2 separate regions of the Homo sapiens genome follow, and region 1 is linked to region 2. The links are chromatin loops, found by intact Hi-C in ENCODE. Cell type or tissue: endothelial cell of umbilical vein. All regions are shown on one strand. Each heading gives the region's core, and the rest is flanking DNA. Links, peaks and the distances in the headings are about the cores only.

What was found. A loop is a pair of places that touch in the nucleus more often than their neighbours do. Peaks named below come from ENCODE experiments on the same cell type or tissue, not always from the same donor. Only the 100,000 strongest peaks of a DNase experiment are listed, where the experiment ranks them.
Region 1: it touches region 2 in a loop (2.4-fold over the local background); 15 of 110 quality-filtered maps call a loop at or near these places.

The regions. Positions count from the first base shown.
Region 1 is chr5:62,625,038-62,630,423 of GRCh38, forward strand. It overlaps IPO11 (importin 11), which reads left to right. Exons shown (of 30, transcript NM_016338.5): 30 at 2,117-3,545. The coding sequence ends at 2,281. IPO11-LRRC70 (IPO11-LRRC70 readthrough) reads left to right here. Exons shown (of 4, transcript NR_073584.1): 4 at 2,117-3,552. Among named protein-coding and RNA genes, the nearest start is that of LRRC70, 49 kb to the left of the region's middle. In endothelial cell of umbilical vein, for the core only: no CTCF peak of the experiment used is centred there; no DNase peak of the experiment used is centred there.
Region 2 is chr5:62,457,611-62,462,996 of GRCh38, forward strand. The region is part of intron 5 of IPO11 (importin 11); the gene reads left to right. Among named protein-coding and RNA genes, the nearest start is that of IPO11, 48 kb to the left of the region's middle. In endothelial cell of umbilical vein, for the core only: a CTCF peak has its summit at 3,066 (motif pointing right); a DNase peak (open chromatin) is centred at 3,191.

The DNA.
Region 1 (5,386 bases), core at 235-5,234, 170 kb after region 2:
AACTTTACAGTAAGTAGTTTCTGAAAAATTATAATTGGGCATATAGGCTTAAAAAGTGAATAATGACATATGCCACATAACAAGGAAAATGAAAGATTTTGATTCACTAAATTCTTGCTGGGTGAAATTGCTTATTAATGTAGTGAAATATAATGGGAAACTTTGTTTCAAGGAATAGAAATCTCAAAAAGAAATTTGTAAGTAGCCCCACAGAAACTAAAATCTTGAACCACTTTAGAAGACTACTTCATAGGTTGAAGCATATGTCAAAAGGCTGTCATTACCAACAGAGGGAACTGCTGATACACACTTCAACTAGAACCATTCTGTCTTAGAGTAATAATTTTAAAATTAAGCAATACTGAGCCACGTGCTCATTAAAATCCGATGTGTAGACTTTAGAAGTGAATCTGGCTATTAACACTTCATTTATCTGGTGTTACCCCAGAGTCAGGAATTCTGGGTAATTATCTCTTGCTAATGACTGAAGCTTCTGAAGGTTCCTAATTTTATCTTAACTATTTCAATGGAAATACTTCTTAAATGATCACATACTTTCTTAGAAGCCAAGAGCATATGGAAGTAATGGAAAGAGAACAAAACCAGGAATTTTTCCGATCTATATTCTAGTTGTGATGAAGTCATTAACTTGAGAAAAACTAACCTTGAATGTCATTCAGAGCTTGGAGACATCAGCTTTTATCTCAAAATTGAACACAGGCCTAGCTGCTTAGAAATTCTATTATTAGACACTTATATAAGCTAATACATAAGATGAGATGTCAGTTGTAGAGTGGTTTGTCCTTATACCAAATGGCCACAGAGGGGTATACTTTTCTAATTGCTGAGTCCATTTTTTAGAGTAATCTTCTTAATTTGGAATACTTTTAGGTTTACAGGAAAGTAACAAAAATAGTACAAAGAGTTCCCATGTGCCCCTCACCCAGTTTTTCCTAATGTTAACATTGTATGTTACATTTTTCTTTCCTCTTCTTTTTCTTTTTTTTTTCGAGACGGAGTCTCGCTCTGTCACCCAGGCTGGAGTGCAATGGCACGATCTCAGCTCACTGCAACCTCCGCATCCCAGATTCAGGCGATTCTCCTGCCTCAGCCTCCCAAGTAGCTGGGACTACAGGCGTGCACCACCACGCCAGGCTAATTTTTGTATTTTCAGTAGAGACGGGGTTTCACCATATTGGCCAGGCTGGTCTCGAACTCCTGACCTTGTGATCTGCCTGCCTCAGCCTCCTAAAGTGCTGGGATTACAGGCATGAGCCACCGAGCCTGGCCCTACATTTTCCAAATATACATGGTACATTTATCAAAATTAAGAAACCAACATCGGTGCATTATTATTAAGTAAACTCCAGACTTTTATTTAGATTTTACCAGTTTTTCCGGTAACACTCTTGGTTGCAGGATTCAATCGGGTATATCACACATTGCACTTAGCCTGGGTCCAGGTGTGTTTTATGTATATGTATGTATGTGCATACCACAGGGATAGAAGAAGCCAAAATATTTTCTTTTGTCATTGTTATCTTTAAGGAGTGGACTTCTGGGTTATTTTTCATGAAATTACACTCCTTTTGTTTTCCAAATATCCCAGTGGGAGACGAGGAGTCCCTTTTTTTTTTTTTTCAGCCAGAAGCATATACAGGAATTTAAATAGTATTGCAATCCAGGGTAGGGCAAACACTGTCTCCTTTCTCGATCCTGAGGGCATCACTGGGTTGCCACAGTGGCCTACCCTACCCTATCTTCCTAAGGAGAATGCTGGACAATTGTATTTAAATGTTCTTCAGCATGTTCTGTTTCTTTTAGAATGCTTTCTACTAGGCTTTGATGCTTTAAATGAATGAGTCCCCCAGCTCTTGAGAAATGCCTGATCAGAAAACATGTTCAGGGGGCGCTAGGGAACTGAAGTTAAGACTAATTGAATGAAATTTTCTTTGACAGATTTTTCCACCATGAGATTAGTACAGAATCTGTGTGAGAAGAGAGGCAGAAGCAATTTTGTTACTGTAGAAGAGATTACAAAGAACTTTTGTAAATTGCAGGTAGGAGAGACTTGTTTTGCTTTTTTGACAGTCTTGCTCCTCTCTGTATCCCACAGCTGGCCCTGAAGGACCCTGTTCATACAGTGTCACTGCAGCAGTTCATCTACGAGAAGCTCAAGGCACAGCAGGAGATGCTAGGAGAACAAGGTTTCCAGTCCCTCATGGAAACAGTGGATACGGAGATTGTCACCCAGCTACAGGAGTTTTTGCAAGGATTCTAAGAGCACATGACATGTGGCTGCCTCCCCTTTCAGAAACAAGCTGAGTAACCCAGCCTGCCGTTTGTATGTGAGAGCCTGCTGAGATGAAGAAATCACTTCATGAAAATAAGCAAAGACCACACATTTTTTACTACAAAATGTAAAGGATAAATGTAAATCCTGCATAACTAAAATCACAAACCTATTCCTCAAAAGAATTTAATTTTATATTTATGAGGGGGCCCTTCACTAAAAAGTACATGTAAAAGTACATTTGATGACAATAGCTGCTTAGTTTCCTGTTAAGAGAAGAAACTTTATCTTTTAATTATGTGCTCTTAATATTTGAAGATGAGAGTTAATACCTGAGATGTTTTTCTGCAACCAAAATTCATTAAATTTGGCTGCCTTATCCTTTTTTTAAGCTAATGAAACTACAGGTTTGAAAAATGACAAAGCTGTTCAGATGATGCTATTAAAGAAATGTGTGTACTAAGCAAAAATATATAAATAGTGACAAATACACATTACCAAGCTTATCTTGCAAGGGAGTTATTTTCATCTAACATAGAAAGTGTGTTTTATCAGACAAATGCTTTTATTTTCATTCTAATAATTTGATACAGAAATTAGTAAAGGCATTTTTTTCTTTTTTTTTCCAGTAAATACATTGGGTCTATAAATGTGCATTTGTAAGGGCCACAAAAGTGAACGTGTGGTACTGTAGTACCACGTGGGAGACCTCTGGTTATGGTTTAGTCCTAGTTCCTTTGTTACTCCTGTGAGCACCGAGAAGAACTGGGCGACTCCCAGTCCCACCTGTGCTGTGACAGTCCCACGTGGCTATGACAGACTGTTTAGTACTTACCCTTCTCAGGTTCCTCAGTGCAGGGGTGCATCAGGGCCTCAATAATAGGGGTATACCTGGGAGGATCCAGCAGTAATCCCCAGGGTACTAGGATTACTAGTACTCTGATGGAACTAGTCTTCCTTCCTTATTCCTCGAACATGCAGTACATAAAAAGGGGAAAAGGAGAAAAAAAAAGCCTTACTTTGTTTTACTTGCCATTTATTGTAAGGAAACTTTAAAGCATTTTTTAGGAAATACTCAAAAGCAAGGTTGGAAAATGTTTTATCTTTCTATAGAAAGTTGGGTACAGTATGTAACTGCGGGAAACCCACTGCCCCTTTGTAAGCTGTGGAACCCAAACTGTATGGGGATATTTGATGTTTTCAGAAAGAGGAAGAAAATATGGTCCAAATTAAATTTTCCAAAGATACCTCACCTTGGACTGATTTGTCTGACTACTTTTCTTGCTCCCCCCAAAAAATGAGTTCTTAAAAATTGCCCAGTGACTTATAGAGAATTTTCTTTTATACTCTAGCTTTGATTCTGTGCTAGTAGGTATCAGTATTGCAGGTGGCAAATCCTAGTTACCCTTTTAATTTATCTTCATTTAAAGACAAAAAGCTCCTTTCAAGTGATATTTCTTTATCAGTATTACTCAGTCCTGAAGACTGATCCAAGAAGAATTTCTTTTTGTTGACTTAATTATTTTCATTTGAAACACTAACTCATTAGTGTTATCAGAAATTCTCAAACATGCTCATTTTTCAGTTATAGTAAAGTACTCATCCTTCTAATTCCTGACAGATTTCATTATAGTGCCATACCAAATATTACTGAAATAGCTACCTTGCAAAAGAAGTAAAAAGCTTATCTCAGGGAAAGAGTTTGCTTCATTTTTAAAACTCACAAGTTTAAATAGGCTTGGTAAATAGCTCAGAAAAATAATTCATGTATCTTGAATTTCTAAGTGCTCAATTAAGACATAAAGTGTAATTATTGGTTTACAGAATTCTATTCATTAACAGAACTATATAGCAAATATATTAAGTTTAGGACAAACAACTCAGCCAGGCCTCTGGCCTCTGGGTGAACTGTGGCTCCTGAAACAAGGTAATGATCATTTATACTCCAAAAACATATTCCTTTTCTATTTATTTTCTATTCCAGAGACTTCTCCCAACCCTCTCACAAAGGCCCATGTGACTAACAATAACATTTGAAAGCTTCCTTATAAGTTGGTCCCTCCTCTCTCTCCTACTAGTCATTTTAGAGAATCCACATTATTGCATACAATTTTTAAAAAGATACAATTTTTCTTGAAAAATCCTCGCTTTAATCTTTATTTTACCCATTTCTTTATTCAGTTAGTGTTTATTGAGTTCTGTTTCATGCCATAATGCTGTACCACATTCTGAGATTAGAACAGAGTACCCACCTTCATGAAATTTCACAGTTGATTAGGAACACAGACTTGCCGACATGCTGTAAGAAAATAGGGGTTCCAATGGAAGTGCACATTCTAAAGCAGTTGGCCTGCAGGGGAAGGAGATTGTGTATGAAATAAAATGATGCTGTCACTGTATAATTTGATAGTTATTTAAAAACTGCTCCCTAATGGCATGGTTTGGTGAGGCTACTTAAGCGTCAGTGGCACTATACTGGAACTGGGTAACTCCCTGACTCCAGACTCGCATCAATTTGGAGTCACTCTAACATAAAAAATCATCAGGTTTTGAAAATATTGGATCTTTGTAGCCTCACGACTAATCTCTAATTCCATGAATTAAAACATAAGGCTCACCTACTAAGGGTTGTTGTCTTTTCTTCTTCTCCAAGTCATAAGCCTATTGTATAGAAATTTAAAAGTTGAAGAGCTAGTGAAGGTAAGATGCATGTCATGAAAACCAAAATACTTTCTTCTCCTAACTTTAGAAAAGAAAAAAATCTGCAGAGGCATGAAAAAAATAGTATAATGAACCCCAATATACCCATCATCTAGATTTACCAAACTGTTGACATTTTGCCATATTTACTCTCTTTATATATGTGTATCTGTATATAAATATACTTAACATATACACACATGTACTTTCGCTAACCATTTGAAAGTACAAACACTACAAAAGTTTATTATTATAAACCCTTTATCTCCAAATACTTTAGCAGACATCTGAGGATGCCATTCCTCTACATATCCACTAATGCCATTATACATCTAAGAAAATTCACAATAATGCAATAACATCTAATAAACAGTTCATATTCCAATTTTCCCT
Region 2 (5,386 bases), core at 280-5,279:
CTACACAAAGGAGAACTGCATAGCTGCTTTGAGATGGGTTGGTTAGTGTAAGATAGATCACTCACCCTCATAGCAGAGACTTGCAGACTTACTCCTTGTCAGCTTAAGACTTCATGATGTGGTCCTTAGGGGAAATTTCCAAATAATTGAAATTATGAATGCTAAATTTGAGAATGCCAAGGCGCCACTTCCATGGTGTAGCTCCAGCCTGTAAGATATTTACAGTGCTGTAAAATTTATTTAAAAGATAAATGCCGGCCGGGCGCGGTGGCTCACGCCTGTAATCCCAGCCCTTTGGGAGGCCGAGGAGGGCGGATCACGAGGTCAGGAGATCGAGACCATCCTGGCTAACACGGTGAAACCCTGTCTCTACTAAAAATACAAAAATTAGCTGGGCGTGGTGGTGGGCGCCTGTAGTCCCAGCTACTCGGGAGGCTGAGGCAGGAGAATGGCGTGAATCGGGGAGGCGGAGCTTGCAGTGAGCTGAGATCGCGCCACTGCACTCCAGCCTGGGCGACAGAGCGAGACTCTGTCTCAAAAAAAAAAAAAAAAAAAGATAAATGCCTTTGTGAGCAAGTCATCAAATAGGTTTAATAGATCTTATTTTCACTTTTGTTTTGTTGATTTTAATTGTACATTAAATGCCATGTTGATTCTGTTTCTTATCTCTTGCTCTGTGTAATTTTATAGTGGCTTTTTTTCCCCCTGGGGATTGAGTCTTGCTGTGTCACCCAGGCTGGAGTGCAGTGGTGCAATCTCAGCTCACTGCAACTTCTACCTGCCAGGTTTAAGTGATTGTCCTGCCTCAGCCTCCTGAGTAGCTGGGATTACAGGTGCATGCCGCTATGCCCGGCTAATTTTTGTACTTTTAGTAGGGACAGGGTTTTGCCACATTGGCCAGGCTGGTCTCAAACTTCTGACCTCAAATGATCTGCCCGCCTTGACCTCCCGAAGTGTTAGGATTACAGGCATGAGCCACTGCGCCCCGCCTATATTGGCTTTTTAAGTGCATTATTTAAAGAGTGACTCTCTTAAAGGGTCATTTGTGCTGTGAACCTGTGGGGATTTGAGCCTGTGCATGTGTGTGTCTAGGCTTATATTAGTATCAAGGTGAAAAAGAACTTTTTGGTGGGAAGTTACTTTAGTGGAGGAGACTCAAGGTGACAGACTTGGTTCAAAAGAAAAGAGCTGTGCGCTGAACAGAAGAGATTTTGAATATAGCATGGTGCGTACTCTTCCTGTATTGATTCATAAAGCCTCTTGTCTGAGTCCTAGTTAAGGGCCTGGAATAAGAATGAAAATTCCAAAACTATCCCCCAAGTATCTAAAAGTTGCTTTTGAAACAGTGCTGATTTATACCTTACCCATCCATCTATTTATCTGACAAATATTTGGATTCTTACTCTATGCAATCACTTCACGGGATGCCTGAGATAGAGCTGTGGAAAGGTAAGGGCCCACCCAGGGAGTAGAGTAGTTTTACTCTTTTTTTTTTGTTCCTCCTCCTTACTGAGTTGATATTTTGGATACATGAGAACAGTGTGTAGGCATTAAGTGGCTGAAGAGAGGCGTAAGGCTGTTGCTAGGATAAGAGACTTAGGGAACTGAAAGATGGGCCACAGTGTCCCTCCTGGGCCTGAGCTATATCACTGGCAGGTTTGAAAACAAAATGAAAATTAGATTTTACTTTAAAAAGCATGTAAGTAACAAATGCTATAGGTCTTTAGGAATGTCCTTCATTGACATTCCTTCATTGACATTTTTGAGACTCTGTCTCAAAAATAAATAAATAAATAAATAAATATTAGTTGAGAGACATCAGCAGTTTGGCTGGAAATTGCTTTTGAGATAGATCTTGTACCTACTAAAGCTTCTGGCTTGATACATTTTGGTAATTTAATATATATTTATGTCATAGGTAAGTGGAAGCGAATTTATACTTAAGCCTTTTTTTTTTTGAGACGGAGTCTTGCTCTGTTACCCAGGCTGGAGTGCAGTGGTGCAATCTTGGTTCACTGCAATCTCTGCCTCCCGGGTTCAAGCAGTTCTTCTGCCTCAGCCTCCCAAGTAGCTGGGACTACAGGCGTGTGCCACCATGCCTGGTTAATTTTGTATTTTTAGTAGAGGCAGGGGTTTCACCATATTGGCCAGGCTGGTCACGAACTCCTGAGCTTATGGTCTGCCAGCCTTGGCCTCCCAAAGTGCTGGGATTACAGGCCTGAGCCACCTCACCTGGCCTACTTAAGCCTTATTAACAAAAAAACGGATTATTACTAAAATAACCTTTTTAGTTATTGTTAAGAATACAGGTGTTTTTAAAATTGAAAATACATTTTAAAAACATGGAAAAGTAAAGAAAAATATTAACTGCCATGTAACTATTACCTAGATCTAATAGTCAACATTTTGCTGTTTTTGCTTTCTGACTTTTTTTGAGCTATTTTAAAGGAATTTAAATATTTTTTTAACTAAATTCTTCAACATTTATCTGTGAAAAGATAGATTTATTTTTTAAGTATTTAACTTTTATCATCCTGAAGAAGTAAAAAGTAATTTAATATCATTTAATACTTTTATCCAGTTTTCTAGATTGTTCTCAAACACATTTTTACAAGTGGCTTGAGCCAGAAAAATGAATAAGGTGCATTTGACATGTCTTACAAATCTTTTAATTTTGAATAGTATTGACTTCCTCCCTCTCCCCCTTAAAAATGCCATTGACTTGTTAAAAAAAAACTAGATTAGTTGTCTTGTAGGATGCTCTGCCTCCTACATTTGTTGATTAATATACCTTGCTGATTAGGTTCAGGCTAAGCAGATTTGGGCATCTATAGCGAATATTTTTTGTCTCAGTATTCGTGATGAATTATTTAATACATGAACTTTGATGTAAAACTTTTTTGGTGCTAATGTTTCTTAAGGGAAAATTATGAAGACAACAATTCTGAGGCTAAAAAAGTTTAAGAATATTTGAAATGCTAAAATACTTAGTGTGTAATGGTTAGCTTTTGATACTTTGGAGTCAAGGCTTTGGGCTTCTCAGTTACAGCCACTAAACAGTCAGTAGGTGGCACTGTTTCTTCTGGTTTAGAAATAGAAAATGTTAAGTATTTGGGGGTTTCATGAACTAGTACCTAACATGTTTCATTAAACAGTTTATTTGCATATTGTCTCACTGAATATTCCTTCCCCCCTCCACATTTTTAGAATCACATGTAGAAAAAAATATTTTTATTTCTCCTACTTGGTTGCTTTATTACTTACTCTTTTCCAGCTGAGCCTTCTGTAAGCATGTATCAGTTGGTGTTTTCTGGAGCAGATAGGAGGTATACAGGGCTTGTGAATATATTAGTTGGCAATGGTTACTTCCTGTGGTTTCTTCTTTATTCCTGTTGTTTCTTCTTTCTTTATCTCTCTCCCTGCTTTTACTGAAAGGTAAAGGGCTGAAAGGTGTTAAAGAAAAACTTTTCAAACACTTGTAAAGGATGATAAGACAGACTTTATTCAGATGGGACTACTGCAGTGGGGTTTTGCAGTAGGGGAGAGAAATTGTGCTCAACTCTGAATACAAGGAAAAGTGGGAATTTATTGCCAAGGAGCAGGGATGGAAAGGGTGGGAGGTTGGGGGGATGGGGGGTTGAGAGGATGGAAAATTACTAAAAAGAATCATCAGGGATGAGAGGGGGTTCCTGGCCAAACTGACCTAATAGGATTCTTGCCGAAAGCAACCTGATGAGATATTGATGATATCAATGTCAAGGATAGGGGATTCTGGCTAAACCAACATAGCAAGATTTCTTGCTAAAATTGGGTGACGCAAAGAACAGACATTTTGGAAGTCCAAAAGTAGAAGCCTAGTTAGGACAAAGATTCAGAAAAGCCTCACTAAAGTTTGGTTAAGGAGAGGCTGTTTGTCGAAAGATAGTGCCGTTGCTTCTTCATTCCAGCCATTTGTGTAGAGACCTTTCGTAGGCTAGCTAGAGAGTCTTGAATTAGAACTTTAAGAGATGCCTGATGTCCTTGACTATTAGGTTTTTGTTTTTAAATTTCCATACTATTGTTTCTTTTTAAATTTCTGTCTCAAATGCTATATGCCTTCATTTAGCAATACCTGCTGTGTGCCAGGCATCTTATGTGCTTTTCGTATCTGTAGTCCTTAAAGTACAGGTTAAGTACTTCTTATCTGCAATGCTTGGGAACAGAAATGTTTCAGATTTTTTTCAGATTTTGTAATATTTACATTATACTTACGTTGAACATCTCAAATGTGAAAATCTGAAAATTGAAACACTCTAGTGAGCATTTCCCTTGAGCATCGTGCTGGTACTCAAAGTTAAGGATTTTGAAGCAAATACTTCGGGTTTTCAGATTTGAGATATTTTAGCCTGTAGTTCTCTCATATTAAGTATTACTTTCTAGGGACAGAAAGAGGGAAGAATTAATTAATAGATCGAGATCTAACTTTGCCATTAATATCTATAAATCTTACTTATTTTTGTGAGAAGTAGAGATGAAAATTTCAAAATTGAAAGTTGCTTAAGGTGAAATAGAGTGGAATTACTGAATTACTGAACTTTCTAACACATTTTTAGAGTCAAATGATAAATAGAAAAGGAGATGATTTTATGGAACAGAATAGAATTTTTTTTTAATGACTTTGAGTCCACCATGTTTAAATGCTTCCTTTTATTCAGTCTTGTCACAGTAACAACCTTTGGTATAGTATTCAGAGATGTTCTTTGGTACTTTTTATTCTTTGTTTTGTAGGTGAGTGGGGAGGATTTTATGTTGAATATGTCTACTGTGATTTGCATTGTGTGTATGCAAGTGGTAGAATTCTGCAAAGAGATATTCTGGTAACAGAAGCAATGCCTGAAAAAAAAAAAAGAACAGTTTTGCCCCTTTGCTACCATTATTAAAAAAAATACTGTTTTTATTTTTTACAGACAGGGTTTTGTCTCCCAAGCTAGAGTTCAATGGTACACTCATAGCTCACTGCAACCTCAAGCTCCTGGGCTCAAGCAATCCTCCTGTCTCAGCCTCCTGAGTAGCTGGGATTACAGGCATGAGCCACTATGCCCGGCCACTATAAAATACTTCAGAAAAATCTGACACAATTTCAAAATATGTGGTTATGTAGGGTGGCAAATTCTCCCTTAATGTTTTCTTTCTTGAGCCTGTGCCTGTTTTATTTGGCTGACTCTTTTTTTTTTCTTTTTCAAGCTTAATCTTACTTTTAATTGAGGAACTAGGGGATAGTTACTGTCACCATCCTTTTTTTTTTTTCAGTGAGTCTGGCATGTAGTGGTAGTGGGGGGTATTGAGAATTAGATAAAAGGTCTATGGCTCTTACGACTAGTGAATGGGACTAGTTCTAATTTACACA